Linked DNA regions of Mus musculus: all the other regions are linked to region 5. The links are chromatin loops, found by intact Hi-C in ENCODE. Cell type or tissue: heart. All regions are shown on one strand. Region 1 has its middle 20 kb from the start of Gm45943. Region 2 has its middle 23 kb from the start of Tigd2. Region 3 has its middle 12 kb from the start of Gm45943. Region 4 holds the start of Gm52905 (a long non-coding RNA gene). Region 5 holds the start of Herc3 (hect domain and RLD 3). Region 6 has its middle 11 kb from the start of Tigd2.

Evidence for each region. A loop is a pair of places that touch in the nucleus more often than their neighbours do. Peaks named below come from ENCODE experiments on the same cell type or tissue, not always from the same donor. Only the 100,000 strongest peaks of a DNase experiment are listed, where the experiment ranks them.
Region 1: a loop joins it to region 5, with 4 times the contacts of the local background. A loop is called at or near these places in 2 of 42 quality-filtered maps.
Region 2: it touches region 5 in a loop (4-fold over the local background); 5 of 42 quality-filtered maps call a loop at or near these places.
Region 3: a loop joins it to region 5, with 2.5 times the contacts of the local background. A loop is called at or near these places in 2 of 42 quality-filtered maps.
Region 4: a loop joins it to region 5, with 2.3 times the contacts of the local background. A loop is called at or near these places in 2 of 42 quality-filtered maps.
Region 6: it touches region 5 in a loop (3-fold over the local background); 5 of 42 quality-filtered maps call a loop at or near these places.

Annotation. Positions count from the first base shown.
Region 1 is chr6:58,601,287-58,606,286 of GRCm38, forward strand. It overlaps a transcript of Abcg2 not described here. Among named protein-coding and RNA genes, the nearest start is that of Gm45943, 20 kb to the left of the region's middle. In heart, a CTCF peak has its summit at 2,574 (motif pointing right); no DNase peak of the experiment used is centred here.
Region 2 is chr6:59,183,434-59,188,433 of GRCm38, forward strand. No RefSeq gene overlaps it. Among named protein-coding and RNA genes, the nearest start is that of Tigd2, 23 kb to the right of the region's middle. In heart, no CTCF peak of the experiment used is centred here; a DNase peak (open chromatin) is centred at 2,078.
Region 3 is chr6:58,594,202-58,599,201 of GRCm38, forward strand. It overlaps a transcript of Abcg2 not described here. Among named protein-coding and RNA genes, the nearest start is that of Gm45943, 12 kb to the left of the region's middle. In heart, no CTCF peak of the experiment used is centred here; DNase peaks (open chromatin) are centred at 2,100 and 2,390; H3K4me3 peaks cover 2,113 bases; H3K27ac peaks cover 1,458 bases.
Region 4 is chr6:59,017,592-59,022,591 of GRCm38, forward strand. All of the region lies in intron 1 of Fam13a (family with sequence similarity 13, member A), which reads right to left. It overlaps Gm52905 (a long non-coding RNA gene), which reads left to right and starts at 2,576. Exons shown (of 2, transcript XR_003956447.1): 1 at 2,576-4,201; 2 at 4,853-5,000. In heart, a CTCF peak has its summit at 2,950 (motif pointing right); no DNase peak of the experiment used is centred here.
Region 5 is chr6:58,829,926-58,834,925 of GRCm38, forward strand. Herc3 (hect domain and RLD 3) reads left to right here and starts at 1,540. Exons shown (of 26, transcript NM_001361966.1): 1 at 1,540-2,007; 2 at 2,477-2,611. In heart, a CTCF peak has its summit at 2,799; a DNase peak (open chromatin) is centred at 1,626; H3K4me3 peaks cover 2,263 bases; H3K27ac peaks cover 1,220 bases.
Region 6 is chr6:59,195,027-59,200,026 of GRCm38, forward strand. No RefSeq gene overlaps it. Among named protein-coding and RNA genes, the nearest start is that of Tigd2, 11 kb to the right of the region's middle. In heart, no CTCF peak of the experiment used is centred here; no DNase peak of the experiment used is centred here; H3K27ac peaks cover 958 bases.

The DNA.
Region 1 (5,000 bases), 230 kb before region 5:
GTATGTATGTATGTATGTATGTATGTGTATATGTGTCTGTCCAAGTGTATGCATTCTTATTGTAAGTACACACATTTATCTACATGCATGGAGGCCAGAAGAGAGAGTCAACATACCCACCTTTATTACCCTGTGCCTACTTCTTTGAGCCATGATCCCTGCCTGAATGTGAAACTCATTTTCTTGGTAGGATGGAAGCCAGAAATCCCCAGTCATTCTCTTGTCTCTGGCCCGTCCGAGAGTGGGGGTTACAGGCATACATGAGTCGTCCAACTTGAAACATAGATGCTGCAATTCAAACTCTGACTTTTATGATTATACAGCAAGCACTCTTAACAGCTGATCCAGTTCTCTAGTTCCAATCTATTCATTTTTAAACATTTATTTGGTTAGGGGTGCATGCGATGATACTATAGAGCGTATGTAAAGGTCAGAGAACAACTTGGAGGAGTTGATTCTCCCCTTCCACCATGTGGGTCCTAGTGATTGATCTTTGGTCATTGTGCTTAACAGCAAGTGTCTTTAGCTTCTATGCCACCTGCTGACTCTCATCAGTGAATTTTTAATGTACTGATGGAAGTATTATCCCAGAGAGTCAAGTTGAAGATGGACATGCCCCATCTCCTGGCTGAACATAATGGGCCCATTATTTCTATAAATGTTGCTATCTTTTGTCTAAATTTTGTTAGAGATTTTCTGATTTTTCAATTGCGGACTCTAGAACTTTATTAGCTATCCTTTTTAAACTGTTACTGCCACCTTCATTATTCCACCAACATGCTATATTCTAAATCCTTGGGGTCTAATTCCTTGGGAATTGTGCTCTCATCAATGACTTTGATTTAATTTCTTTGGGTGATTGGGATTCCAAGGCTGGCCTTAAACTTGCTGTTTGCTGTTCATCTGACTCAGCCTCCTTAGCGGTGGGATTACAGATAGGAGAGGCCATACTTAGCTTTCATGACTGCAACCCCCAAGAACCACACATCCCCAGCTCTTCCTAAGTGGACAACTCCTAAAGCAGCATGGTTTTAGGATGAGGTCACTCCCTCTGGAGGAGGCCCAAGTTTCTGTCTCTGACAGTTAGTCCAGATATTTATTGCTGCCTACAAAACCATCTCACATTTAGGTCAGCAATTTATTACTAATCTCTTTGTTTGAGTAGAGTGGGTTTGAAAGAGAACCCAAGGACAAGACTAGAGAGCTGATGGAATTTGTGGGGGTTTTTGAAGAGTGTTGTTGTAAAAGAGAGCAGAGCAATAGAACAATTGGAAGGAAATGTGGGATTAAGAGAACGATTGAAAAAACTGAAGAAGAAAAAAAAAAGAGAGAACGACTGAAGATGGGGTAAATAAATACCAACATGTTTATGCTGTGCCAAGTGGTCTGGAAGACTTCATATTTATAAGATGACACAGAGGAGAAAGGGGAAAGGGCTGTCACTGAGCAAGGAAAGAAATGGGATTTGATGCAAAGCAGCTGCCCTGGCCTTTACTTAGAAAGGTAGACTGCTCCTCTCATTACAGTAAGGTGGGCACTGCCAGTAATCTCAAAGTTCCCCTTTGCTTCAATTTTCTCAGTAAAGCAGGAAATGATATTATCACTCAAGAATGATACACACATGTGCATGGGGGGGTGAATATGATTGGGAGAATGAATGAATGAATGAATGAATGAATGAATGAATCAGATGACTATTGAAATAGGAAAATAAGGACAAGGACAGGAGTGATGGCACATAGCAAGACTTTCTCTTTCCCCCTCCCCCCACACACACACAGAAAGAGAGAGAGAGAGAGACAGAGAGAGAGAGAGAGAGAGAGAGAGAGAGAGAGAGAGAGAGAGAGACTGCAAAAGGCTAAGGCTAGCTGCCATACAGTATCAGCTGTATACCAGTGAGACATCAGAATTCTTGACCCTGAATTTAAACTCAGATGAGTCATTATTCTTATATGTTTTCCCCAGTTTCATGCAGGATGAAAAAAAAATAGAGAAGTTAGTTAGTGGGTTTTGTCTAGAGTCTGCCTAGGTAAAAGAGGGAGTTTAGGTGCTCTCAGAGGTGTGAATACAACAAAAGATTGTGGACTTTCAGCAGGTGTGGGAACATGGGAACTAAAGAAGACCACACAGGATGCAGCACAGTGAGGGAGTGGTGAGCAGGTTCTTGAGAGCTTCTTGAGGGGTCTCCAGGAAGAATTGGGTTACTAATGGTGACTTGAAAGGGAGAGAAATTGGAGGTGGCAACCCCCAAGACATTACCTGGGAGAACTTTGCAGAAGCAGGGAAGAGTGTTGGGAAGGTCATCTGTGTACTGAGTTACTAAGATCTGAGACAAAAGGCATGCTGGACAGTGTCAAAGATGGCAGTGGTGGTGAGACTCCGATAGGGACAAAGTTTAAGGATGTGGAATTCAAAGCTGAGGTTTAGTGAGGACTGTTAGATGGTCCAATTTGGAATGTTAATAGTTCGTGTTACTTTCTCCTCTAGGAATAAGCAACATCAGAATGTGAATGTCCTAATGCTTTTAGGAAAACTTGTTTGTGTAAAGATGTTTCATGCTTTAATCACCAGAGGGTGCCAGAGTCAAGCAAATGATTCTTCTTCTCTTCATATGTGTATACAATATAGGTTGAGTATATACATACTCTACTGGGCCCCCCTCCAGACCCTTGAGAACTCACCCCCAGCACATTTTCCCCTCAGCTTCATGTCATAAACACACACACACACACACACACACACACACACACACACACACACACACACACACGTCTGAAACAAATATCCAGTTAGTGCTGCTTGTATGTACTTAGGTACTTTTAGTTTTCATCTGTAGCTGAGATAATCTTCAAGTAGTGGAAGGAGGCACTATTTATATTGGAGAGGGGAAATGTGTAAGTGAGAATTTGCCACATAAACTAGGACATGTGTTCTGCTCTCCATACAAATCTCCAACTTCTTATATTTTTGTTTGTGAACCTAGTCTTTAGTGGCTCGGCCATCTCTCCAGCTCCAAAGCTCTAATTTCTATAATTAAAATGAAAACGGAGAAAGTGGACAAACTGGCCTTCACCTTGATGGTGGGGAAACCCTCTCCTCTTTACTCCACCTCCCTAACTATCTTTACTGCACACTTCATGTTTCCCTTTGATATAATGAGACAATGTTTCAAATAAGAGAATTGTTGCATTCAGAAAAGTAGGTAGGGCATCCAAAACTAGCCTGAAGTATTTAAATTCTAACAGCTTTGGTTTTTGTCTTCTATGGCAATTCTTCTGAACTTGTCTTAGTTTTAGATACGCCTTTCATGCTAAGTACATTAAAACCCATATGTCCAGACCCCTTTGGAGTGTGTGTGTAGGGGGGTCCTGCCTGGCACTTCTGTAGGTCAGAGGACAACTCTAAGGTATAGATTCTCTTCCTTCCACCTTGTGAGATCCACAGATCAAACACAGATTTCCAGTCCTGTGATTGTTTGCCTCTACTGACTGAGTTATCTCAAGACTCACAAATGATTTTTCTATTTAAGTATTTCTGTTAAATTTTTTTATCTTTTAATTAGCCAAAACATTCTCATTCTCTTTCTGTGTCTCTATCCCTCTGTCTCTGTCTCTGTCTCTGTCTGTCTCTGTCTCTGTCTCTGTCTGTCTCTGTCTGTCTCTGTCTGTCTCTCTCTCTGTCTCTCTCTCTCTCCTGAATAAGGAGAAAGCAAGCTAGGCACCAGAATCCATCTCTTTCTGCTTCCTGGATGCAGATGCAGTGTGATCAAATGTCCCGGCTGCCAGAACTGCCTCGCCATAATGCAATATGCCCTCAAGCTCAGAGACTAATAAACCCTTTCTTCCTAAAGTTTCCTTTGTTAAAGTATTTTATCACAGTGTAAGAAAAGTAGGTAGTACATATTTTTATTTCAAGCAGAGGATATTTAGTTTGTATGTGATTTAACATTTAAACGTGTGAAGACCTTCACACGTTTAAATGAGCACAGTATTTAGATTTTCAGAACAGACATGTTTCAGAAATAAAGGACTTATCACCAAGGCACAAACGCAGGCAACCCTTTCAGTCCTCTTAAAACCCAGGCAAAAAGGCATGGATAATTAGTGAAAATAGCAAATACCAGAAGTTACTGTTTTGCCCTTAAGTTATCTGTGGCAAAGCTGTACTGCTATATTCTCTCATCTTCTCCTTCTCCCTCTCCTCCTATACCTCCCCCACTCTCCTGCCCCCACTGCATGAGAACACTTGCCATTTGCTTGAGTAAACTAGCTTTGCTTACACTTTTACTTTATTTTTATTTTTATTTTCACTTTATTTTATTATGCAAGAACACTATGGTACTGGAAACACAAATACCCTGTGGCCCACAGTCTTTCCACAGAATTGGTCAATGTGTGTATCGTTTGTTTCTTTCCACAGCCTTAATTTTGCTCTTTTTTTTTTCTGTAAGGTCTGCCTTTATTTGTTACTTGACCTTTTTCCCTTACTAGTTTTAATATTCTTTCTTTGTTTAATGCTTTTGATGTTTTAATTATTATGTGACAGGAGGAATTTTTTTCTGGTCCAATCTATTTGGAGTTCTGTAGGCTTCTTATATGTTCATGGGCATTTCTTTCTATAGGTTAGGGAATGTTTCTTCTATAATTTTACTGAATTACCGGCCCTTTTAGTTGGGAATCTTCACTCTCTTCTATACCTATTATCCTTTGGTTTAGTCTTCTCATTGTGTCCTGGATTTCCTGGATGTTTTGGGTTAGGAGCTTTTTGCGTTTTGCATTGTCTCTGACTGTTGGGTCAATGTTTTCTATAGTATCTTCTGCACCTGAGATTCTCTCTTCTATCTCTTGTATTCTAGTGGTGATGCTTGCATCTATGACACCTGATCTCTTTCCTAGGTTTTCTAACTCCAGGGTTGTCTCCCTTTGTGCTTTCTTTATTTTTTCTATTTTCATTTTTAGATCTTGAATGGTTTTGTTCATTTCCTTTGTCTGTTTGGTTGT
Region 2 (5,000 bases), 350 kb after region 5:
CTTCATCTAGGTGCGAAGCCTTGTGAAATTTCACCCACTTACACTGGGATATGAATTACTGTTGGAATTGTTTAGGTCTTGTTTAGGCATCCATGCTGTTGAGACTTCATAGATATAGCTTACCTGTCATATCTACAAGGCACAATCTTACAACAGAGTCCCCCTTTCTTTGACTTTTACAAGTTTTCCTTCTTTTCTTTTTCAATATTTCCTGAGCCTTGATATAGGAGTTATGTTGTAAATGTATCCATTGAACTTAAGTAGAGTTGTTTCCTATGAATCTTTAGTTGCCTTTACAAATAAGAACACAAGCCACTCTCTTCAATTTTTCAGAATAGTATCATTTTATCACCTATATACCTGCTAACTAGAAGAGAAAATTTATTTCCAATGAACACAAATGTGTACCCTTGTAAAAAATAAGTGTGCATGCCCTCGTCCAGCCCAGTCCCTGTGTAGGAGTATAGGTGTCTCTATATCTTCTCATCTATATCCAGTAAGGGAGATTCTCTCCATCTGTCTGTCTGTCCATTTGTTTGTCTATCTGTCTGTCTCTCTCCTCTCAGGTGCTTTCTCATTCTTTCATCCTACCCCTCTCTCATCATGTTATATAGCTCACAGTATCCACCCACTTTGTAGCCCCAATTGACCGGGAATTCATGATCTTCTACCTCAACCTCCCAAGTATGGGATTGCGCATCTAAGTCACCATGTCTGGCTTCAACAAAGGACTTTTATGGCAGGAGACTGAATTATAATAATGGAGAGACATGGGTCTCTATACAAACTATACAAAGTAGAGAATTTCTCTGAAACTTCACAGTATATGTTTACATTCAAATCCATAATGAGTTTCTAATTTAGAACAAAGTCAATAAAGATTTATAACTCTTTCCCCAGAATATTTCATTCCCAAGTTTTTCAATGTTTATTGACATTTACCATATAGTTTAGAGTTTCTCACCACAGCATTCCAGGTTTAAAAATATTCATGTGAGATTTGAGAACACTGTCTCAATAATTCCAGTTTAAGCCTTAATTTAAACCCAGGCATCCAAAACCCATGGGTTACATAGTTATCAATAACTAGAAATGAGCTGGTCATGTGGCTTAGTGGTAATGCTAGAGGGATAACAGTATAATATTATCAGCTAAGATAGTATGCAGTGTATTAATTGGCTCTCAACTATTCTACATGTTGTATTCCATCACTCTAAACTCACAAGTATACACCACACTCTCAAGTTAGTAATGTCCATTTAATGGGGAAAAATTCACAAAAATTTGTCATTTTAATGAAAATGCTTTAGAGAATGTTTTAAACATATAGTGTGAATTAACTCATAGAAAACGTCCTGCCTACATGCAAGATGTTTCAAACCAAACAGAATCAACTCAAGTGTGACTTACTGAGCTTCCTGGGGGCTGACTCCAAATAGCCTGTGACAGGCAGGATGCATCCCCTGCCTCAGTTTTTCAAATATGTTCTTTCAGCCAGTCTCATGCTTTACTTTACTTAAAAGAGCATGAGGAAACAAATCTGCCAGTCACATTGAGGACATGATAGCGCATGGTCAAACAGAAACACCTGAGGAGCAGCAGCAGCTTCCACTTAACTGTTCCAATGACTGGAATAAAAATCAACAACCCCCACACATTGCTCAGTGCTGTGAACGGTTTATGTTAGGCTGGTGGCTAAAATCGGCGAGAGATAACAAGAACCCTAAAGCTCTAAGTGAACGTAAGAGAGGGAGTGACACATGTCATTATCCAAAATATGTCTCTATAGCAACCAAGTGTGGAACAACAGGAAAGGGAAACATGGCAGGACATCTCAAACCCCATTAGATCTCCAAAAAGTAACAGGTCACCTGCAGCTACCTTTAGCTTGAAGTGTCAGGAGAATAAAGAAGAACCAACTCCACTGAGGAAAAAAACAGCCAGCGTGAAATGGACACTGTGTTCCTCCTATCTGGTGATCTGCAACTGCTGTGATGACTCACAGAGTAGCACAAAGGCAGCTTCGTGCTCTCTGAGGCACAAACGGCACGTCCGTCCAGGAAACAGCAACATCTTCTGCTTTCACTAAAACTTGGCCGAGCGCTTACAGCCTTGCACTTCCTGTTTTCTCCTTCTTTTAATCAGCTGAGAAAATGAATCTGTTCCTGCAATCCTCCATGACTCACCATGATGCTTTCAATTTCGAAGATTATCCTGAGATTCATCCCGGGCCAGTGTTTTCCTAGCCAAACTGTGAAGGGAACAGGGAGCATGGCCAGGGTCTCTCCAGCATCCTGGAATGGCAGTGGGTGGGGCTGGACCCCAAGACTGGTATTTTTGTTTCTCCTCTTTTCTTTGAAATGCTAGAAAGGAAAACCTCTCTTACCTACTCCTCCGCGTGTTTGTACATGCAGGTAGCCAGGCCTCAGGGTTGTGACCACTCAGTTCTGGAGTTAATCACTGACAATTGGACGAAGTAATTCTTCATGAATTTTACCCCAGTTGAGATTGAATCTTGCACTTTTATTTTTGGAATGATAATTATTTCTACCTTTCTTCTCTATTTTCAGCCTACCTGTTTAAGACAAAATAAAAGGGACCACACGGGATGTATGATTTTATTTAAGCAAGTTAAAACACTGGACCACCAAAGACTTGAACAGAGACAAAACCAGTAATAACAAAAGAAAACAAGCAAAACCTATTTGTCTTACTAACCTAAAGTCAAAGTACTTATGCTACTCATGATGAAACCTGACCCAAGAAAAGATTCTAAGAGGGAAGTCTCTGCTCTATGCATATTAAGGGCCACAGGAAGAAAGGGACCAACTCGCTTAGAAAACTGAATGAGAAGACTGTCTGAAGTAGCATAGACCACATTCTTTACGGAGATATGTGAAGCTGCTCTCAGCCTGGAGACAGACAACCTTTGGTTTCTTTTAAAACACCTGCTCCTCCCATCCTTCTCCCAGTCCTCTGGAACCCTGAGAGACAGGCCCAGTGTGGTTTTAACAGAAAAGTTGAATGGTGGTTAAATTCCCTCTCTCTATCTCTTTCTAGAAGCCATCTGGGAGGAAGCCACTGTGATTCTAGCCACTCCGAAATCTACCCAGGGACTCTCCTTTGGGTTGAGGTCTAGTACTTATTTAAAACAGTTAAAGTAAGTGACCACATTTAATCTGAGATTTTCGGATCCCTACAATCATGCCCTAGTGGAAGAGTAGACTTATTTTCATCATGGAGTTGAGCTCACCATTGGCAGAAAGTAGATGGCAGATGGTTGTGTTACCGTCATAGTGCCTTCAATCTAGATGGAAGCCACCATGTCACTTTGATGGTATCTTGACTAGTCGGCTTGCTGTCTAAATTAAAATAAAATATTTGCTGACAGATGAAGAGAACAGAAATGAGATTGGGAAAAACCGTAAGGCATAGGAATCTCCCCTTTCTATTTTACCTGGAGCAATACAGACCTTTCAGGTAGTTTCTTTCTTTCTTTTTTTAATTTATTTTTTTATTAGGTATTTTCCTCGTTTACATTTTCAATGCTATCCCAAAAGTTCCCCATACCCACCCCCCACTCCCCTACCCACCCACTCCCCCTTTTTGGCCCTGGGGTTCCCCTGTACTGGGGCATATAAAGTTTGCAAGTCCAATGGGCCTCTCTTTCCAGTGATGGCCGACTAGGCCATCTTTTGATACATATGCAGCTAGAACAAGAGCTCCGGGGTACTGCTTAGTTCATAATGTTGTTCCACGTATAGGGTTGCAGTTCCCTTTAGTTCCTTGGGTACTTTCTCTAGCTCCTCCATTGGGGGCCCTGTGATCCATTCAATAGCTGACTGTGAGCATCCACTTCTGTGTTTGCTAGGCCCCGGCATAGTCTCACAAGAGACAGCTACATCTGGGTCCTTTCAGCAAAATCTTGCTAGTGTATGCAATGGTGTCAGCGTTTGGAAGCTGATTATGGGATGGATCCCTGGATATGACAGTCTCTAGATGGTCCATCCTTTCGTCACAGCTCCAAACTTTGTATCTGCAACTCCTTCCATGGATGTTTTGTTCCCAATTCTAAGAAGGGGCACAGTGTCCACACTTTGGTCTTCGTTCTTCTTGAGTTTCATGCGTTTAGCAAATTGTATCTTATATCTTTGGTATCCTAAGTTTTTGGGCTAATATCCACTTAACAGTGAGTACATATTGTGTGAGTTCCTTTGTGATTGGGTTACCTCACTCAGGAAGATGCCCTCCAGGTCCATCCATTTGCCTAGGAATTTCATAAATTCATTTTTTAATAGCTGAGTAGTACTCCATTGTGTAAATGTACCACATTTTCTGTATCCATTCCTCTGTTGAGGGGCATCTGGGTTCTTTCCAGCTTCTGGCTATTATAAATAAGGCTGCTATGAACATAGTGGAGCATGTGTCCTTCTTACTGGTTGTTTATGAGCTATCACTTGTTAAGCTACTTTGTGAGATGTGTAGGAGTCCCACTCCCCTCTGCATCTACTTTACTCTTCCCCTCTAGTCTACTTTACCATAAATAGTAGATTGCTAAGCTACTATGTATCCTTTGTGGGAAGAGAAGGAGTTCTATCTCTCAAGCATTAGGCTCACTTTACTTTGATATGTCCTACATAGGACACATTAAAAGGAACTAATGTGTAGAATGGAGGCATCCATCAAAAACAGGCAGATCACAAGCAAAAATATCGTGGAATATGACTACATGTATGTGTGAGGCCTAACCAGTCATACCTGGGAAATGACCCTATGGTACTCAATGGGGCTGTGCTTATAGCTCCCAACATCTATCAGAGCTGCCTCTCTAGACAAAGGAAGGGATATACAATGACCCACCAATCTTTTCTATTTATATTTGCATCACAGATGAGATCAACCATATGTATGGTATAGCAAAGCTATTGGAAATCAGAATCACAGGAAAACATGGACCATATCTAGCTCAAATTGGGGAAGCTAAGATCAATCAGGATATC
Region 3 (5,000 bases), 240 kb before region 5:
AACATAACATTTAGGAGGCCTCCCTTTACATAGCTTGAGGCAGGGTCTCTCTTGTTTCTTCTTATATACAATGCTTGATTTGTATTAAACTTGTCTGAAAGGTTTGGGGTTTGGAATGTAATGGGGACACTGAGGGAGACTGTCCTTGGTATAAGAGACACTTATTTGAAGAATTATTAATTACATGGGTAGGAAGACAAAACAGCAGCATGGCAGGAGTTCTGAGCAAGCTCCTTGCCCCAGTGTCATAGGAAGACACACACACACAGCATGGGTGGGTTCTATGAGAGTTCAGGATCATGAAGCAGAACTGGAGTCGCTTCTTATAGGTCTCAGTGGAAGGGAAGGGAAAGGTCTCTTGTCATATGCTTAATGAGTCATCCTCAGTGTGAGCCAAGCTGTCCTTGATTCCCAGGTCACAAGGGAGGTGGCCCTGCGTTCTGGAGAAGGATTGCATGACTCCGAGAATGCTGAAGGGGAAAAGAACATCTAGTTGAGGTGGATCCATTATACCTGTAGCCCTCTGATGTCCTAGGAGTCTGGTAACCTTGGGGAAGTGTGAATGACACTTGCCATTCTCCTGAAAGCTGGGCACCTGGGAAGTCTGCTACAGGATTAGAGGATTAAAGAGTCATTGACAGCTGTGGCTGTAAGGAGGAAGCTTCTTCGTGTGAGCACAATTATCTTATACTTATAAAGCTGGCATTGTCTCCATGCAGAAGGGACACTCTTTGATGCCCACCGAGTAGTACGTTTCCTTCAGCTCACTTGGTAACTTAGTGGTTTGTGTAAGGATGTACTGTTAGATACCAGCCTCTCTGAACTCCTCTCACAGATACTGAGAGTCACACTTCTGGTACTTTGTGTGTCACTTGCTAACAGGCTCACCTGGGAAGTGCAACTACACCAAAGACTTGTCACAATTTGTTCCCCACCCCATCCTCTGCTTCCTGCCTGGGAATCTGAGAGCCTGACTGTAGACTCTTGTTGTGAACCCCACTTCCTAAAAATGTATGGGAAGAGGCCTCCTCTTCTGCACATAGACTCTGATTCTCTGTAGAAACTTCCCCATGAGGTCACTAGTGTTTGAGACCCAAACTCTTCTGAGAGCCCCTGGCATTCTGCTGCTCCTGTCTGTGTGTTCACAGCACTAATAACTCTTATAATAAACTCCTTAGTCCCCAGTCATTGATCTGTGTCCCCTGGAATCACCAACCTCAAATCCAAAACCTATCAATTTGTGGACTTGGTGGGTATAAGTGTACAGAGGCAGTAGGATTTGGTCATAAAGACAACATAGTATTAAAGCTGACCACAGAAACTTGGTTAAGGCTTTTTAACTGTATTGAACATTTTTTTCCTTTGCTTTGGATTATATATAAGTTTTGATGCTGTAACCAGGAATGCCTGGCAGGAAGAGGATACTTTAAAGACACTTGTGCCTGCCCTTTTGGATGTCAGACTATTGAAACAATAGCCCCAAAGAAATTACAAATTACCCAAGAATCTCTCATGCTGGGAGAAAGAAAAGGCTGAGAGGAAGCCAGGAAGACATTTCAGCTTGACAAAGAACTGTCCCCTTGAGCAAGATTTACAACTTCTCAGATGACACCAGAAAGTTTGGATCTCAGACAGCAGTGATTGGCCAGACCATTAGGAGCCTGAAGCTTGAGGATGGCTGGGGGTGGGGGGTGGGGTGGGGGTGGGGTGGGGTGAGGTGGGGAGTAGCGGGGTGTGTGTGTGTGTGTGTGTGTGTGTGTGTGTGTGTGTGTGTCCCGTCCATCCGTCTGTGGATTTCTTTGCCCTTCATTTCACGGTATGATTGATTCTTCTTTGCTTTTTTACGTTAGGTTTTTAAATATAGAGTTCCTAAGAATGAATAGCTGACCATCAGTGCCGAGGCTCTGGCCCTAACTGTGATAACAATGTGAGGCCAGATTAAGCAGCTTCCTGTTGTAGTAAACGACCTTTAGCTTTTTGTACCGCTGCTATAAAACATTCTGTTTATTCTCTGAAAAGAAACCGTTATCTCTCCCCCCCCACACACACACACCCAGTCTGAGGTATGTATGTAACTTCAGACATTTCAGAATTCTGTCATCGCAGTCTGACCAGCTGTTCACAGCTTTTGTTTAGGAAAGGACAGTGTGGCATCGCACATTACACGTACAGCTCGCCTTTCCTCTTTAAATCCCCGGTGGGCCTCGCAGTGAAACCTAACTCTGGTTTTGCTTTGGTTTTCGTTCGCTTCTTTTTCAAATGTATCTTCTTCCTGCTTACTTTTTTTTTTTAAGGCAGCGCCTGCAAAAGGAGAACCCCCCTTCCATAGGACTAAGAGACAGGAAGTTTACGCGGGGATGGGGGCGGGGGCGGGGACGGGGACGGGAAGCACTGCTGAAATAGGTTTACTCCCTCGGTTCTAAAATACAGTTGCTGTTAAGGCTGGAGATGCTGCTGCCCAGAGCACAAGATATAAAAAGATCTCTCTGTCTGGATTTCCTCTTTTCCAATCTCCTTGCCAGATAAGAGGGGTTAGGTTGTCTTGAGTTGGAACCCACATTTCTTTCTTGATTCAGGATAACCAGCTAACAGATATTCACTACTGTCGTCCTGAAATTAACTGAGGATATTCATTAATTTCCTGGAAGCTAGATTTTTGAAAAGTCTTGATTTTGCCTGTCTCTTGAGGCAAAACTTAGCAACTTTGGGGATTGATAAATCTTCTGTCTTCCTGGTCCTCTCCCTGCTTTTTCTCAACTCCACTGCAAGCAAGAGTGGACATACTCTTAGGGTGGCTTTTGTGGCAGGCATGGATCCTAGCTGAACTCTTTCTCCAGTGTACAACATTGCTGCATCTCACTGAGGCCTGACAGTTCTCCTTTTGACACCTCATTACACATAGCAGAGGTAAGTTGTCATTCTTGTTTTCTTCTGTCAGAGATGATCTTTTCTTAGGATCTTAGGAACTTATGCATGCCATGCAAATGGCCTACCTCTTAGCAATTCTCCCAGACTGTCTTGTTTTTATATCTTCATGCTAAATGGAGGTTTTTTTTTGTTTTGTTTTGTTTTGTTTGTTTTGTTTTGTTTTGACCTGTGCATTGACAAATGTGTGATTAGATCTGTACATTCTACACTTTACTATGAGTATGAGTCACTGGAGGATCTTATTAAAATATAGGATGAGAGTATGGGGGTTTAAGAGTAGTCAGAATGAATTTAACTACTTAAAGAAATAAGAACAAGAACTGGAGATGTAACTCAGTAGTTGGTCACTTGCCTAGTATATTTAAGGCTCTGGGTTCTTTCACAGTGCCACAAGGAGCTGGAAATTAAAAACCCTGCTATTACCCTGAGATTCTTTTTTTTTTTTAATTAGTTTATTTTGTTTTAAAGACATGGTCTCACTGTGTAGTCCTGGTTGGTCTCAAACTTTATCTGCCTGTCCCCACCTCTTGATGCTAGGATTAAAGTCATGCACCACTGCATTTGCCTTAGAATTTTTAAATTTTATCAGGGGTTGAAATCAAATTCAAATTGTGATAGGCTAGCCAGTATCCTACCTCTAAGCTATATCCCTAGCCCTCAGATTCTGCCTTTTAACAACCTACAAGTTTGTATTCCAGCCTTGAGTAAGTAACAAGTGCTTGCCTAACGCTCTAGAGATTTTGCTTTTTAAGAATGGGCTGGAAGGTACAGACAGGACTAGATTTGGCTGAGCGCATGATTAAAGAGCTGAAGAAAACAAAATCAAACAACATCCCTGCCCTGGTTGTCTTTCAGTCTGATGTGTTATCTTTAAATTTAGAAGTTTCTCTTAAGGAGTTCCTAGATGCTGTAAGCCAGGTTTAGGGTGTAGGTGTCTCCTTTACTGCATGTTCGTTCATCTTTGAGCAAAGCCCTTTCTTTCTTCTCCACACATCACACATTTATTTACCAGCCCATTCTGCTTTTATGTCACAACACCAGAGAGGAGTGGTGAGAACAGAAGCTACATGCTCAGAAGTCTGAAATATCTTCTGTTAGATCTTTTACAGCAGAGGTTTGCCAAGCATCCATGATGTAGACAGAGGTACTCTTTACTCTCCAGGTCAGTCCGGCTATGACTCTGGTACTCTTTTTGGCACTGGTGATAGAAGAAAGAACCAGAAATCCCTACTTGTTTGGAACTTACCTCATAGATAGATAATAAAGAAGAAGAAAATACATGTATGAAACAGTGTATAAAAGTTATTCAGGGAGGCAAAAAGTAGGTTTAACAACAAAGTATTACTGACAGCTATTTGAAGGCAGTCTGAAGAGACAGAGAGAGAGGCAGGCAGTGGAGAAAGGCATGGGTGAAGCAGAAGACCAGTGTGGATGGAATAATCACTTTATGGTTCCCACAGCTGGGCATTTGTATTCAATAGTTACTGCTGGCTTAAGGCGACAGCTTACACTGCAGTTTAATGGCACCCTCCACAGGCCCATTCACCGGTCTATGAAGTCAGCTCTTTCATCATAATAGGGATATATAGTGAATTTTGGGAACATGTGGGTATTTCCAAACCTCATATGCCATATATATATATGCCTGTGGTGAGAAGCAACGTTATGTCAAATACACGACAATAACCTCGTTTTAGTTGCAAGGAAGTGATGTGCAGTGTGACGCTAGATAAAGTATTCTTTAGTGTCATGAAAATAATGCAGAGGGTCTGCAGGCCAGACAGTTAAACTTCCACCATGAGTGTGTGATTTTCCTTGGAAGGATTAAGTTGATCTTCCTTGGATTGGAAAAGTGTACATTTATTGAAACTAGGGGGACACCTGGTCATCCTGGGTAATTGTATCACAACAATTGCTTAGCATTGGCTTTGGCTGTTGGTAGACTGGGGACACTGCAAGAGTGATAGGCAGAGCACACTGAGAAAAGTGAAAAGCATGCTTTAAGTGCAACTGTGTTATCCTTGTATGCTGCCAGAGCCAATTTGTGACATGGAACCATTGATGGACTCTGA
Region 4 (5,000 bases), 190 kb after region 5:
TCATGCGTAAAGTGAATGCTGCAATGTCCTCCAGTGAACCTACCAGGTTGTGCACTCTGAAAACATGTCATACAATTTAGAATTAGGAGTCCCATTTTGGTGTGTCTATTGAAGAGAATAAATGAAGTCCGAATGGAACCCAGCTCCTAAGCCTCTCCAAGTCTCTAGCTGATTACTCATGTTGATGATGAAGAGCTTTTCCCACTACAAAACAGTGCTCCTATACTAGGAATGAGAGGAGTTGTTCTCCACATAGTTCTGAAAGGTTTCCATTACAATGAATGGAAGTACTTAGACTAAGTACTCCCCCACATGCATTAGCTCTTTTGAACAAGTCTTCCTTATGTTATAACACAACAAGGTAGAAATAGTTCCAGATGGCTATAAAACAAGCTCACCCATTATTATCATATAACATATAAAGAACTAGAAGAGAACCTCAAATTTTGATAAGCATATAAAATAGTACTTTTGTTTTTTCTAAGTTGACAGTTATAATAGTTACAGGAAATGCACTAAAACCTGCCTAGGGAAAATATTGGAGTATTCTAATAGAGGTAACCTTCCTAATGTGTTTCCTTTGTAACGATATATGCATGTAACAATTAACTGAATACATTATTTACAATATTTTGGTATAAATATTTCTGCCATTTGTAATGGAAACCTTTTGGAATTATGTGGAGAATAATGTTTGATGTTTCTACTAATATTGCCTATGGTCTTTTCAGTTCAAGTGTATAATGATCATGACACAGGGGTCATCTATGGCCATAGAGTTACTTTCAGTCTCTAGTACAGTGTCTATCTTACAGACCTCCAAGCTTCTGGAAACAGGTTGAGCAGGTCACTTCCCTTTACTGCTTAGTGGATTTTTTCTTTTGGGTAACAATGTCTTCTCCCTTAATTCTGCTGTTAATCACCCTCCCCCCCACACACACCCCATGATGATCATTTTTATATATAAATGGTTTTTATTTTTATTTCTCAGTAGGAATTTTGCATATGTTTTATGTTTTTATGTCCTTGACTAGGCAACTATTTTGTTTACCCGAGTTTGAGTTTAGCCACATGGGAAATAAAAAGAGATTTAGAAAACCCCTAAGGATCTTTTTGGTCCTAAAGTGGAGACTATATTTTCAGAGTTCTCCAATGCTACTTCTGCATATGAGTAAAATTCCTTATTCAAATATATGAAACTGTCAAATAATAAAACCAAAAAACCAAAAACAATTAAGTATTTAAACATTATGAAAAAAGGAGGAAAGGTCCATGAACTATAGAATGGATTACCAAAATTTGATATACTTATATCAGAATAATATTCAGCCATAAAAGGAACTAAGAACTGGTACATGCCATACATAATGTGGATAAAGTTTGAAAACAGAAAAGGGAAAGAAGTCAATAATATGATGCTACATGTGATATAGCCGTACCATTCTGTTTATATACCAGAGAAGAGAGGTCCACAGAAACAAGGGTATGAGAGAGCACCTAGCAAGGAGATGATACTGAAAGCTAAATAGTGGGTCTCTATCTAGGTGATGAAAATGTCAACAGTTGATGCACAATTCTATGAATATGCTGAAAGCTATTGAGTCACATGCTCTAAATGGGCAAAATGTGTGACATGAAAGTGTTATATCTGCCGGGTGTGGTGGCACACACCTTTAATCCCAGCACTCAGGAAGCAAAGGCAGGCGGATTTCTGAGTTTGAGGCCAGCCTGGTCTACAAAGTGAGTTCCAGGACAGCCAGGGCTATACAGAGAAACCATGTCTCAAAAAACAAAAACAAAACAACAAAAAGTGTTATATCAATAAATCTGACTGAAAGTTATTTTTAGTTCCTTTAACTTTTTTCTAGTTCTTCTTAAGGGAAGGCTAGTAGGTCATTAAGAAGTTTCCATATAATACAGACTATTGGCAGTTGATTCTCATTGCCACAAGGGAACATATGTGCACAGGAATGAAACAGGTGAAAAGATATTGTGTTCCAAGGAATTTAGTTTGATGTTTTGTGTGTGTGTGTGAGTGTGTGTGTGTTTGTGTGTGATAGAGAGAGAGACAGAGATAGAGAGAAAGGAGAAACAGAAAGAAAGACAGAGAGACAGATACAGAGATAGAGAGAAAGGAGATACTGAGACAGAAAGAAAAGAGAGACAGAGGCAGAAAGAGACAGAAAGAGGGGCTAAGTGTGAGTGTGTGCATGATTGTGGAAGTCGTAGTATAGGACACAGCAGGTATCATGAGAAATCAACAGTGCTCTCTGCCTTATTGTTTTGAGATGGAGTTTCTCACTGATCTCATAGGTGGTTATTTTCAGTTAAGCTGGTTGGCCATCAAGCTCTCAGAACTTGCAGTCTTTGTCACTCAGAGATTGAGTTACATGCACACACAGCCATGCCCTGCTTTTAACACAAGTGCCGAGGTTCCTGACTCAAGTCCTTGTACTTGTACAACCCCAACCACTAAATGCTGAAAAACAACATCCTTCAGGAGTTTTTTTTTTTTTTTTTTTTTTTTTTTTTTTTTTTTTTTTGAGAAAGGGCCAAAAGATCTCATTATTATCTCTGTCTGTCCTGGAGCTCAGTATGCAGACCAGGGTGGCCTTGAGCTCACAGAGACCCTCCTGTCTCTACCTCCCAAGTGCTGGGGTTAAAGGTATGTACCACTATGTCTGGCCAAATTACCTTCTTTATATGAGTAATTGGCAAACATTTCTGCTCTACAGGTAAGGAAGTCACCACGCAGTGAGAATAGGTCTGTTTTTCTTTCAAGTTTGTTACTATCAAATACAGGCTATATCATCAATAAATAATAAATTCAGATATACAACCCACACAGGTCTGAAGTGAGGTAGCCTTTAACTCCTTATATTGGGCTGGCAGGCAGGGTGGTTAGTAACCAGGCAAGTTAGGCATCACCTCCACAAGCAGCAGGGGGCTCTCTAACACCACACAGCAGCTCAGGATCCATGTGACTTAGGTTTTTACCAATGAACTCAAATGTCATCCCATTGTCAATGTTGATGCACTTGCTGAAGGATACTCGTAAGACAAACATTTACAGGCCAGATATGTCCCACCGAGAGGAAGTTTCAGCAAAGTTTTAAATGTTGAATCATTAATACATGCTAATTAATTATGTTGCTTTAAGTCTTCTTTGAAGTCCACTTAAACTTGGATTTCTTACGTGCTTCACCCTTGGAAAAACTAATATTCAAGCTATTATAATATTCTGGATGAAATGATGAAAAAGAGGCTTCCATAGACATTATGATCCTCCACCTCTCACTTAGTAAATCAACACAGGCTTGTACTTGATGCTTACCCAAGCATGAAGATGCCTGAACATTTAAAAGAGGAAGCCAAATTCCAAACACTAATGATCTTCCATATCACCCTTCGTGGAGATAAACTGAGGGGATATTGGGAAGTTAATCCAACAAATCAAAGTACTGCCCTGAAAGCTGACTTGGTGAAGGTCTCCATAAAGCCTTTGTATCTGGGCCTGTTGTGGTGCGTCTCTCTCAGGAAATATTTTGGTAGAGATCCATAACTACTTGTCGCAGGGAAAGCAACACTGATCGTAGGTGAATCTCTCAAAGAGCTGAGCTGTCTGCTGACTTGGGATCTGATAAAAATGCAACCACATTAGTCACCAAAGGTGAAAATCTCACTTTCTTTTCAATTCTTACTCCCCTCATATTATTGATCTCAAAGACCCTTACAGACAGGGAAGACCATAAAGTGTTGTTTTATCATGAACTGTAAGAATGATATAAATATTTTAGAATCTTTAAACAAAACTAGGGAAGAGGGTGCAGAGGATTGGCCTTCAGTTGTCAGCTCCCAATCACGTGTAACTCGAGTCCCAGGGGATCCAATGTTGTTTTGTTTTGTTTTTTGACCTGCAAAGGTTCATGCATACCTCTGTCTGTCAAAAAATTAAAATATAAATATAAATCTTTAAAAAATAAAAATGTGAGACAATTTGAATTTTTTTCTTTTTAGGACCTAATAAGACTTCATTTTTAATTTAGGTCATTTGAAATGAAGTGTAAGAAATGAGAATTTTACAAAGGGACAGAATTTGAACACTCAATCTCTACAAAGCTTTCACTGAAGCCCACGCATGTCTGAGTCAAGCCTATGCTGGAAACTCCACAGAAAAAAGAAGATTGGAAAGAGGACCAAGGTGCGTTAAATCATTCTCACTCTTTAACTTGGTGTGCATTCTCATCTCAGTTATAAATCGGGGGTATTAAAATATCTTCTACGCCTTCGGAAGGGATGCAAAGGAAGGCTAAAAAGTCACCTATGAAAATTATAACTTAGGTAGACATTATTACAGTACAAGTGTACCCTCTAATAACATCAGACACGTAGATGAGGTTGAATAAAACACAGGGTGAAACATATCCATCGAGGTGCATCTGTTATTACTCTAATCTTGCTGTGTATTACAGAATTTACCGCATGGCATTGCAATTGCCTGGTGATGTTTCTGCGTCCTCACTAGTGTGGGACAGCAGAACTTGTGTCTTAATTTCCTTACTGGCAGGGCAGTAGTGTTTGATCAAGGAGAAAACATTAAACAATGTTGTAAGTTTTGTTTGAACAGGCAAAACTGAAAAGAATACCTCCCATAAGGCCATAATATTAAATATGCTATGTGCCAATGTTAGGCAGCATAGTGTCAGATTACTACATGGACCAGCTGTCAATAGATTTCTACAAGCTATAATCATTAACTAGAATTCACACCAGTATTTTCAATGCACTATTCACCATGAATTGCTTTACTTCTTGTTTAAAGCTAATATTTTACCTATTTATTTCAATTCAGTTTCAAGCACTCTGGCACTGAAACCTTGCACGAGTCTATAAACTCTCTCCTTTGGGAGCTTGAGGATGGGATCCTCAGCAATGGGGATCATTTCTATAACAAACATGGAGAACAACAGCCAAAGACATTGGCCTGAGATCTGAAGAGA
Region 5 (5,000 bases):
CAGGGCACTGCCATATCCTCAGTATACATCAGGGCACTTCCTTATTCCTCAGGATACATTGGGGCACTGCCACATCCTCAGGATATTCATCAGGGCACTGCCATATCCTCAGAATATTCATCAGGGCACTGCCTTATTCCTCAGGATACACCAGGACAGTGCCATATCCTTATGATACATTGAGGCACTGCCATAAGCCTCAAGATACATCAGGGCACTGTCTTATTCCTTGGGATACATCAGGGCACTGCCTTACCCTGAGGACATATCAGGGCACTGTTGTATTTCTCAGGATATACCAGTCTCCTGCCCTATCCTCAGAATCTATCAGTCCTTGAGATTTCTTTTCTATTGGTTAATATGTTAGGTTTTCAAAGCCTGAAGACCTGATGAGATCTGAATTATTCTGGATATGTCAGATTATGAAATTTCTTCTACTTAGAGTCATTTTCCTTTTAAAATTTAATTAAAATAAAAATATAGCACTACCACTCCTTAAGCATCTCTCATGTGCTCCCCTTCAAATGAATGGTCTCTTTTGTTATTGTTACATATGGATAAGTCAGGATGTACTGAGGAGTCCCTTTAAGAGGTGCTTGTTTGTACATATTCTCAGGATTGTATATGCTGATATGGGCTCATGCCTTCACCTTAAACTAGTTTTTGGAGAATTTTGTACATTCTTTTGGGTTAAAGCCCCCATGTTCAGCGTTTCAAATTCAAGGCAGGCAGATACATCAGTTTACTGTTACCATATAGTTTTCTTGAAGATTATTTGAAGATGAGAGGAGCCGTAGCTGAGAGCATTTTTGGCCTTGGGAGAAGAAGAAAGCTTGAATATCCTCTTACAGGCCTGGGAAAGTGGAGCTGAAACTTCTATCCACTCTTCCCCACCCCCAGACCCCCGTCCCCCACGGGAGTTTTAGACCAAAGGTGGGGCTTTATGGTTTTAGAATTGGTGATTCTCACACTTTCTGTTTTCTTCAGTGTGCTCTCCTCTCTAGTCAAGCCTGACTCTGCACCACTGCGGGCCCGCAGTTCTTGGCCCCTGAGTGACAGGGATTTGGAACTACCCTCTGCTCTGGCAGCCACCTTACAGCTCACCATGCCAGTCCCAGTTCCCCCTCTCACCTCTGCATGAATAATAAGAACCTGAATTCAGAACCAAAAGGAACCAACCAAGCAACCAAGCAAGCAAGCAACAAACCCAATCGACCAAAACCCCCACACCATTGGGCATCGCTCCTTTGCATCCTCGCTGGCGAAAAGCAATTTTATTCCAGCAAAGGTTACTCCTGCATTCTCCCATTTTGGGTCCAGGGTCTTGCCATCTGTCTACCACACCTGGTTGTGGGTCCCTCAACCTCCAGTCACCTCCCAGCCGCCGATCCCACCGCCTCCCTGTCACCTCCCTCGCCCTAGGTCCCGCCCCCTCCAGGTTTCTTTCCCCGCCGGGAGTCCCGCTACCTCCCCGCCCCCTCCCGGTCACCTCCCCGGCCCCTCCCGCCCCGACGTCGCCCCGCCTTCTCCGCACCCGCCGCGCCCCGCCCCGCTGCCGCCGCCACCATTGGCCAGGCGGGAAGTCGGTCTCCCAGCTCATTCTGCGCCCGCGGGAGTGCGGGGGAAACTTCATTATTACTGTGACGCTGAAGGCCGGGGAGGCCCGAGCTGCCTGAGGGCTGCGACCGCGGGGTCGGCGCTGCGGACCCGGGTGCAGGTGCGGGCGGGGCGGGGATCTCAGGGCACCGAGCCCGCCGCACCCGCGGAGGAGGGGGCTGGGCTGTCCGCAGCTCCCTGTCGCCGAGGCGCCTCCCGGCTCTGCTTAGCCGCTTAGCCGCGGGCGGCGGGTGACCTCCCTGCGTGAAGAGCATCGCGGCGCCGCGGCAGGGGAATTCGCGTTGCGGCTGGCCGCGGGCTCCTCCCACCCAGCTGGCGGGCGGGGCTCGGGGACCTGGTGTCTGGTGCAGACGCCGCTGCGGCCGAGCCGACGGCTGGACCCTGGAGCAGGTGTGTGGACTGAAGGGCTGGACCTGGGGAGACTCGCTCGTGCTGCTGCCGGGAGCGTGTGCAGCTCGGGGCCCCAGGGGAGGAATGCTTGAACTTTGCTGTTCCTGGCTGTTTTCTTTTAGAGTTCACACCTGCCCCACTAGGAAGTGCCTTAAATTTTACCTAAGGCGTCGAAGGTTTTACTGGGATTTGTCTCATCCGGGGTGCTTTGGGGGAGGACGATTCAAGTGATATCTTCCATTTTTTATGTGCCTTCTGTCTCTTTCCACAAATAGGAAGCTATTTCTAGAACCTTTCATTTGATAATTTGATAAAGTGAACTGATTTTTAGCTTTAGATTGGAAAGACAGGAAAGAGAAGTAAAAAGGATTAGCATTTTAAAATGCAGCCAGAGCGATGTGGTACTTTCAGAGGCAAATGACAGTGTCTCTTCTTCTTTTTTTTATTCCTTTCCACGGATATAAATCAGAAAAACAAAATCGGTGGCTTACTCCAGTTTTGACCCCATCTGAGAAGTTAAACTGCAGGAATCAAATTAGATGCAAAACTCCTTTGTCGTGAAAAATAGAAGCATGGTTCACTGTTAGCCAGTTGGACTTGTTCAGTAAGTAGTGGGGTTTCATTGTGTTAAAAAAAGAACCAGGAGTCCAAAAATGTTCTAAACTGTGTTGTAGAAGTCATTGGGTATTGCATTTCATGTTGCGGGACAAACTTGAATCTCTTAAGATCTGTATAACCACTTAAAACCGTCTGTGTAAGTAATGAAAGGAGCGCCCCAGCTGGAGACAAACAACCTTGCACCAGTTTCAGAAATAAAAGTGATAGTTTCCTAATTGAAAGGGATTCTCTTACGAAGGTAGAAATGATGTCTGAAACTCATTCAGGACCACAGACTATATAATGGCTCATACTAACATAGCTGCTCCGTGGGTGATCTTATCACATCTTAATGCTCCCCTTTGCTTTATTTGGGTGACTGGAGGTGCCTGTCTGTGACTTCTTGTGTTGCACTTAGAGGATATGGTAACAGGGAGAAACGAAAGTAGCAGTTGCGGTCAGGTAGCTAGCTAGCTAGCTGTGAAAGATACCTAGAGAAGTGAACAGCAAAATTGAATTATTTTTTTTTTCAATAATTTCTGTTCAATCTATCTATATAAGAGATTTGAAGGTAGTGAAAATTTACTACCCCTATTAAGTGGCAAGAATTTTATAAGGTTCTCTCTATGACTTTAGTCACAGTAAAGGTGACTAACTTGATCAAGGTTGGACTGAGGTTATCTTAACCAAACCCTTATCCTGATATACACTGAAGAACGTTCCATCTTGAATGGCTAAACACATTCTTCCTTTCAGAAGTTTACTCAGGCCTTTCTTCCCCTTTTTCTTTTTGGGGTGGAGTCATGCTATATGGTATAGACTGGCCTCTAAGTTAGGATAGCCCAAGCGTATGTTGAACTCTCAGTAATCCTCCTGCTCCAGCCTTATTAGCCCTGGGATTACAGGTGTGCACAATCATTCTAGGCTTATGTATTTTTAAGCACTTAGCAGAGTCCTGTTCGGAAGTCATTTCTTTTAACATGTAGATCCCGAAGCAGAGGTGGGACAGTCCAAATGCCTTAGTGTATGGTGAGGGGTGAGTTAACGTAAGGCCTCTGAGTCTTAGTTCCCCCCACCCTTACCCTCCACCCCCGGGTCTTGTAAATGGTGATAATATCTAATGCTCAGATCTGATAAGAGGATTAAACAAAGTTAAAAGCCCAGAGGGATATAGCTGCATGGTGAGGGACAGCAACATATCTTCATGCTTTCCCTTTGCTTTGAGGCAGTGCAGAGAAAAAGGTGAGTCCAAAAAGCAGGGGACCTAATTTCTGGGCTCTGCTTCAACAGCTTCTCCTTCCTCCTATTCTTTCCCCTTCCTCCTTCATTCTAAGAACTGGATATATTATATTTATGTAGCCGAGGCCGGCCTTGAACTCCGTGTGTAACTGGTGACCACCTTGAACTGATGCTCCTGACTTCACCCTCTTAAGTGCCGTCTTTCTCTGTAGCCACTTAACCATAGTTACTTGGTCCTGAAGCACTCAGCTGCCATTTCTGATGGATTTGCAAACCTGTTTCAGTAAGATGGCCCCTTTGACAATACTGTGCTCTTAAACATGTAAAACATTCAGAAATGACACATGCTGGTTCTAAGGGTGTGAGTCTCTGTGTAGGTGAGCTGGTTTTATCATTAGTCAAGGTTGTAGAGGACAGTCTGGTTAACTCTATTGAGACTTGCTTGCTCGCCCTCTCCCTCTGGCTGCCTTAAGTTCTGGTTGTATAATTGCCAATGATTTAGCGAATATGCGCTCTCTTATTGCCTACAGCTTGTCTTTTTACACTTTCCTTTAAAAGGGTTCTATTAACATATGTTAATTACATATAGTAATAGTTTTATTATCACATTTTTATGTTTATAATGGATTTTGATCATATGCAACTTTGTCTTTAAACTCATATTTACGAAATTTAGAGAGAGTGTGGTTTTTGTGATTTGGTTTGCTTTTGTTTGAAACACGGTTCAGTGTCGTGCTTAAGAGTATGGCTTGTAGACTAGGAGAGGAAGTTTGAATTCTGCCTTTTGACTTCGGAAGGTTCTATTTCAGCTCCTTATTTACATGTTCTTGGGCAAGTGATTTAATCTTGCTAATCTTGAGGTTTCTAAAGTGGTTTTGCCAACTTAAACTCCCACCAGCTGTGCATAATAAGACTTCTGGGTGTTCTAGATCCTCGGCGTGACAGAGGGTAAATTAAATAAAGTTTTTAGATCTAGACCCAGGATAGGTTTGCAGTCACGGGAAGCATTGTTTTTCCTTGGTTCAAAAATCATTTTTGAGCCCTGTCCTACTTAGCGTTACTAATTGCTGTGATGAAACATCATGACCAAAGGATTGGGGGCGAGGGTTTGTTTGGCTTAGGCTTTCACATCACAGTTTATCACCAAGGCAGAGCAG
Region 6 (5,000 bases), 370 kb after region 5:
AAAAAAGCAAAATAAAGCTTGAGATATGACTACATTGAAACTACTAAAGAAAGCGATAGCTTAAGGGCCTAGGATCTAGTATAGTCTCTGACCAAAATAGTGTAGAGGTCAGTAAGGTATAAAATATGTGTGTCATCTCCCATAGTGATGGGTTCTATTGACTGAGAAAAACTGCTAAAGCTAAAGGTCAAAGGATGAAGTGTCTGAGATAAACATAATAGTCTAGGAGACTCAGGCGTGGACTGGCCTTACAGACAACACAGATTACCAGGCTATAACTTCATCTACTCCATCCTTCTGGGTGGAAAACAGGTACACATCTCTTCCATTGAAGAGACAGCTTGTGTGCTTGCCATTTTCAGTTAATGGGAAGAAAAGTCAGTAATGTAAGTCTATACTATTTATAACATAGTAATATTATTTATACTTTTAAAAATAACCACAGTTTAATATGAATACAGTATGTCCTTTTCAATAAGTAACAAGAATTATTTGATAGTCCTTAGTCATGGAAAAATAAAACTCACTTAGAAGTAAATAGAAAATAATTTATTTAAAGAATATAAAAATTGTTTTATATTCTAAAATAATGATAATATCATTACCTCTTTGTAAAGTTGAATATTGAAGGGGTGTTAGTTTCCTTTTATATGGGCTGGAGCTGGACCCAGACCTACTGAGTGTTCTGGCAGTATTCTCTTTTATCTTTGTACAAAGAATAAACAATTATGATAGGTAAGAAATGTCCAGTCCTGCTTCACAGTGACTGTTGGTTCAGGGTCACTGGGCCTTCGCCTATCCTGTCCTGTATTTCTATGGACAGAAGTACTAAAGTAAAGCTCTTGGTGAGGCCACTCCCCAAAGTGACTATTCTGCCTCCAGCAATACTGGTCTTCCTTTGTGCTCCATTATTTGAGCACTCCCATAAAGTCCTTGTCCTCAATAGTTAGTCACAAAGAAAACTGGTCACAAGACAGTTGCTAGCTCCGGCCACCTATATTCAGAGACTATGTGGTCCTTGACTTGTCTGACCTTGGCATTCTTCAGCTGTGCTGATGAGTGCACTGCCCCCAAAATTCCCAGAAAAACAGCTCTGGGCTGGACCCGGCCAGGTCTATTTCTGTGCTGTAAGTACACATACTAAGGGATTAAAAAAATACCCTGAAAAGCAGTAATCAGTGTGAATAGAAAACAAGGATATTAGAGAATAATGTGAATACATACATTAATGAAAAAGAAAAGAAAAAGAAAATCAAGACTAGAGATGTAACAGTTTAGTGGTGGAACATTTACCAGCACACTGGTACCATCAGTTTGATTCTCAGCAATGATAAAAGAGGAGAGGAAGTAAAACAAAACACCTTTTTAGCTGGGCATTGTGGCACATGATTGTCTTCTTGAGTACTTTGGAAGCTGGGGTAGGAAGGTTATAGCTTTAAGGCAAATGGGTCACATGGCAAGCCATTTGTCACAAAAGATGGAACACAGACACAGAGGAGGGAGAGAGAGAGAGACAGTGACAGAGACAAAGAGACATGACAGAGAAAGACAGACAGAGAGAGAGAGAGAGAGAGAGAGAGAGAGAGAGAGAGAGAGAAGCAGAGAGAGAGGCAGGGGAATAAAGAAAAGGATTCCAGGGGCTTCACTTGTCAAATCCTAATTTAAAAAAAAAAAAAAAGCTTTGCAAAGAAAAAAAAAGGCACATGAGGAGGTATGCAGAGGAGCCAGAATACATGCCTGGTGGAATGAGCTATGTAACAGAGGTGGAAGTCACACTCAGCCAAGCTCTTCCAGAGGACACAGTCTTCTCCAAGTAGGAGTTAGTGGTCAGAAGGAAACATTTTAAGTTTCCCTTTAGTAGTACATCTGCTTGCAATTGCTTCCTTTGCTCAGGTCAAGTTTCTAGTCAGAAATCACAAGGAAGTTGGCACTGCATGTTCCTGACAGGATGCAGAATGAACAGCTCATCATTTACAGAGTATTCTTGCCAAACATGTTGAGGCTGATGACAACCAGCCTCTACAGGGAACCTCCAGTCAAAGGAAACACTCCAACTAGGGGAGCAGGTTAGAATAATCCACAAAGAATCAGACAAACCCTGAATACTTGTCATTAAATATTTGTCCAAAACGTATAAAACTAAACTGAAAATGAACCTTAGTATTAAGCATGAAATCCAGGATTAGTTATTAATTTTAAATGTATCTCTTCTTGTACCATGATATTATCATGAAAAGTAGAGATAGGGTATATATTTATGGTAATGTGCTTTGTGCTCATTGTCCATAAACATCACTACTCAAAATAGTCAAGTTTACTAACTAAAACAAAAGCAATCGATTGTTGTTCCCACTCATTTCAGCAAATCTGAAATGTTTTCGTTATTACAAGGATTATAATTGTTTTTGTTATAATAACAATATAATGAAAGAGCTGGTGTGGTCCACATGAACCTGTCCTTTTCATACATGCAGGCTCATATAGCTTATCCAGATCTTTCTATATAACTTAGACAAACTTGAACTTCTTGAAGTTTTGACTTTCCTACCTCTATCTTAAATAATATTCTCTATTTTCATAAGGAACATACTTGAGATAGGAAAAAATATAATAACAATGATCATACCTTTAAATATTTCATTATAAACCACAAAGTATGTATAAAACACACATAGAAAGGTACACAGTACAGACACACAGATACAAAGATGCACAGAGATTTTATGACATTGACTTTCACATTTAAGTGAACAGCATAGATTTCAGTTTTTATGAAAACGACAGGTTTTCGTTAGTAAAACTTTTGAAATAATGGGCAGCTCTTGAAAGAGACTTCCCAATAGCAGAGCTGTGTCAGGATTGCTGTTGTCATCTGACAGCACGAGCAGGAAGGAAGGGAACACATTCTTCTCAAATTGGAGGAAAAACCACTGTGGAAATATCCTCCCAGAGAGGCACAGCCAGACTAGCCTCAGAGGGCTGGGAACTTTGGAACATCCTAATATCTGAAATTATGAAGCCTTCCTTGGCCAGGGATATGTATGTTCATAACAGAATATTAGCCTTGCTGATCTAGTGTGCATCTTCAGAAAGACAACTGTAAGGAAGGCTGGCCCATACCCTACACAGTCACCTCATCAGAGTCAAGCGGGGGGCACAAAGAAGATAGAGAATACAATTGGAGCCTTCTCATCCTCAGCCTGCTGACTTAAAAAAGTTTATGCCCATGAAGTCCATATTGTTTTCTGATACACTGCAATAATAATCCACACACTGAGCTGATTTAAGAAATGCGCAGAGACATATCTTCCACACAGGAAGGGGAAGTCAGTGCAGAAAATTTTTGTATTGGATGATGTGATGTGGGAGTCTGCCATTGTCCTTATCTCTTCTTCCTCCCCCATAATGGCACACCTCTGGTATTTTTTTTTTTTTTTTGAGAGGGTGAGAAGCAGAGTACCCCTTTCAGCTGCGTTCCTGGCAGTGTATCTCTGCTGAGCAGATGGCTGAGGGTATGAGTTTGGTCAGCCAGTTGTAAGTGGGAGGTGTTGGAGCTGTTAGCACAATTCTTTAAAACTGTCCATTGATGCTGTAGAGGTGTGACTATGTGGGATCTACTGATTCCTTCCTGGTTGGATTGGAAACCTACTTCAGATGACTACGTACCTAATACTGTAAACCTAGCTAAAAACTCGTGGCTTGGGAGGAAATAGACTTTGGTGGAAAAAACAAACAAACAAACAAACAAACAAACAAACAAGAGAAAAGGAGCTGAGTGGCGCCACTCATCTGTCTCTGCTCAGACTCAGTGTCTGAGCTGCTTCACGCTCCTGCTACCAGGCCCCACTGCTGGAGTGGACTGCGCACCCAACCTGTGGGCTGAAACAAACTTTAATTTCCTTAATTTTAATTTAATTCTATAATTCCTTAAATTCCTTTTGTTAGGGCATGTTGCTACAGCAATGATGAAAGTAGCTAATATACAGGACTAACTCTGCACTTCATTGCATATATAAACTGACTGGTAATTTATTTCTGAAAGTAAAATGGGTATTATGCCATGAATTTGTCAAGCAAATTAAGACCATTTAAGCACGGGCAAAGACACTTCAGACTAAAGAAACGGTGCAATACTCTCACCTACCACAGGAATGGCTCTGGCCCCACTAACCTGTCCTCTGTACTCAGAGGTCTCCTAACTGTCCCAGGAGCTTTGTGTTGGCTCTGTTCCCACTGCTGATGCTACTGACTTGACTCATCCTTCCATTCATCAATCTGGGTCATAGTTCTATACAGCACCCCCATGACTTCACAGTCCCATACCTCCCTTCTGTACTCCAACTGGACACTGAGGCAAAGCTCAAGCCTGTGATCAGGAAACTTGGCTGGTGCCTCCAGCAGAGATCCAGTAAAGTTCATTATCTAAGGTCGGTGGAGATCTTCTTTGCATCTCTCAGCTTTCTACTTTTCTAAGAGGTTGGGCCTCTTAGAATTCCTTGAACCCCGCTGCAAACTCTTCAACCTTCTTGTATCCATTCTTTAACCTACACACACAGAGATGTATTTACTGTGTGATGTGTGAGTTCAGAGAGTTTACAATTAAGAATGGAATAAGAGGGGGGACAGCCGGCCACCTTCCGGACCAGAGGACAGGTGCCCGCCCGGCTGGGGAGGCGGCCTAAGCCACAGCAGCAGCGTTCGCCATCTTGGTCCGGGACCCGCCGAACTTAGGAAAATAGTCTGAACAGGTGAGAGGGTGCGCCAGAGAACCTGACAGCTTCTGGAACAGGCAGAAGCACAGAGGCGCTGAGGCAGCACCCTGTGTGGGCCGGGGACAGCCGGCCACCTTCCGGACCAGAGGACAGGTGCCCGCCCGGCTGGGGAGGCGGCCTAAGCCACAGCAGCAGCGTTCGCCATCTTGGTCCGGGACCCGCCGAACTTAGGAAATTAGTCTGAACAGGTGAGAGGGTGCGCCAGAGAACCTGACAGCCTCTGGAACA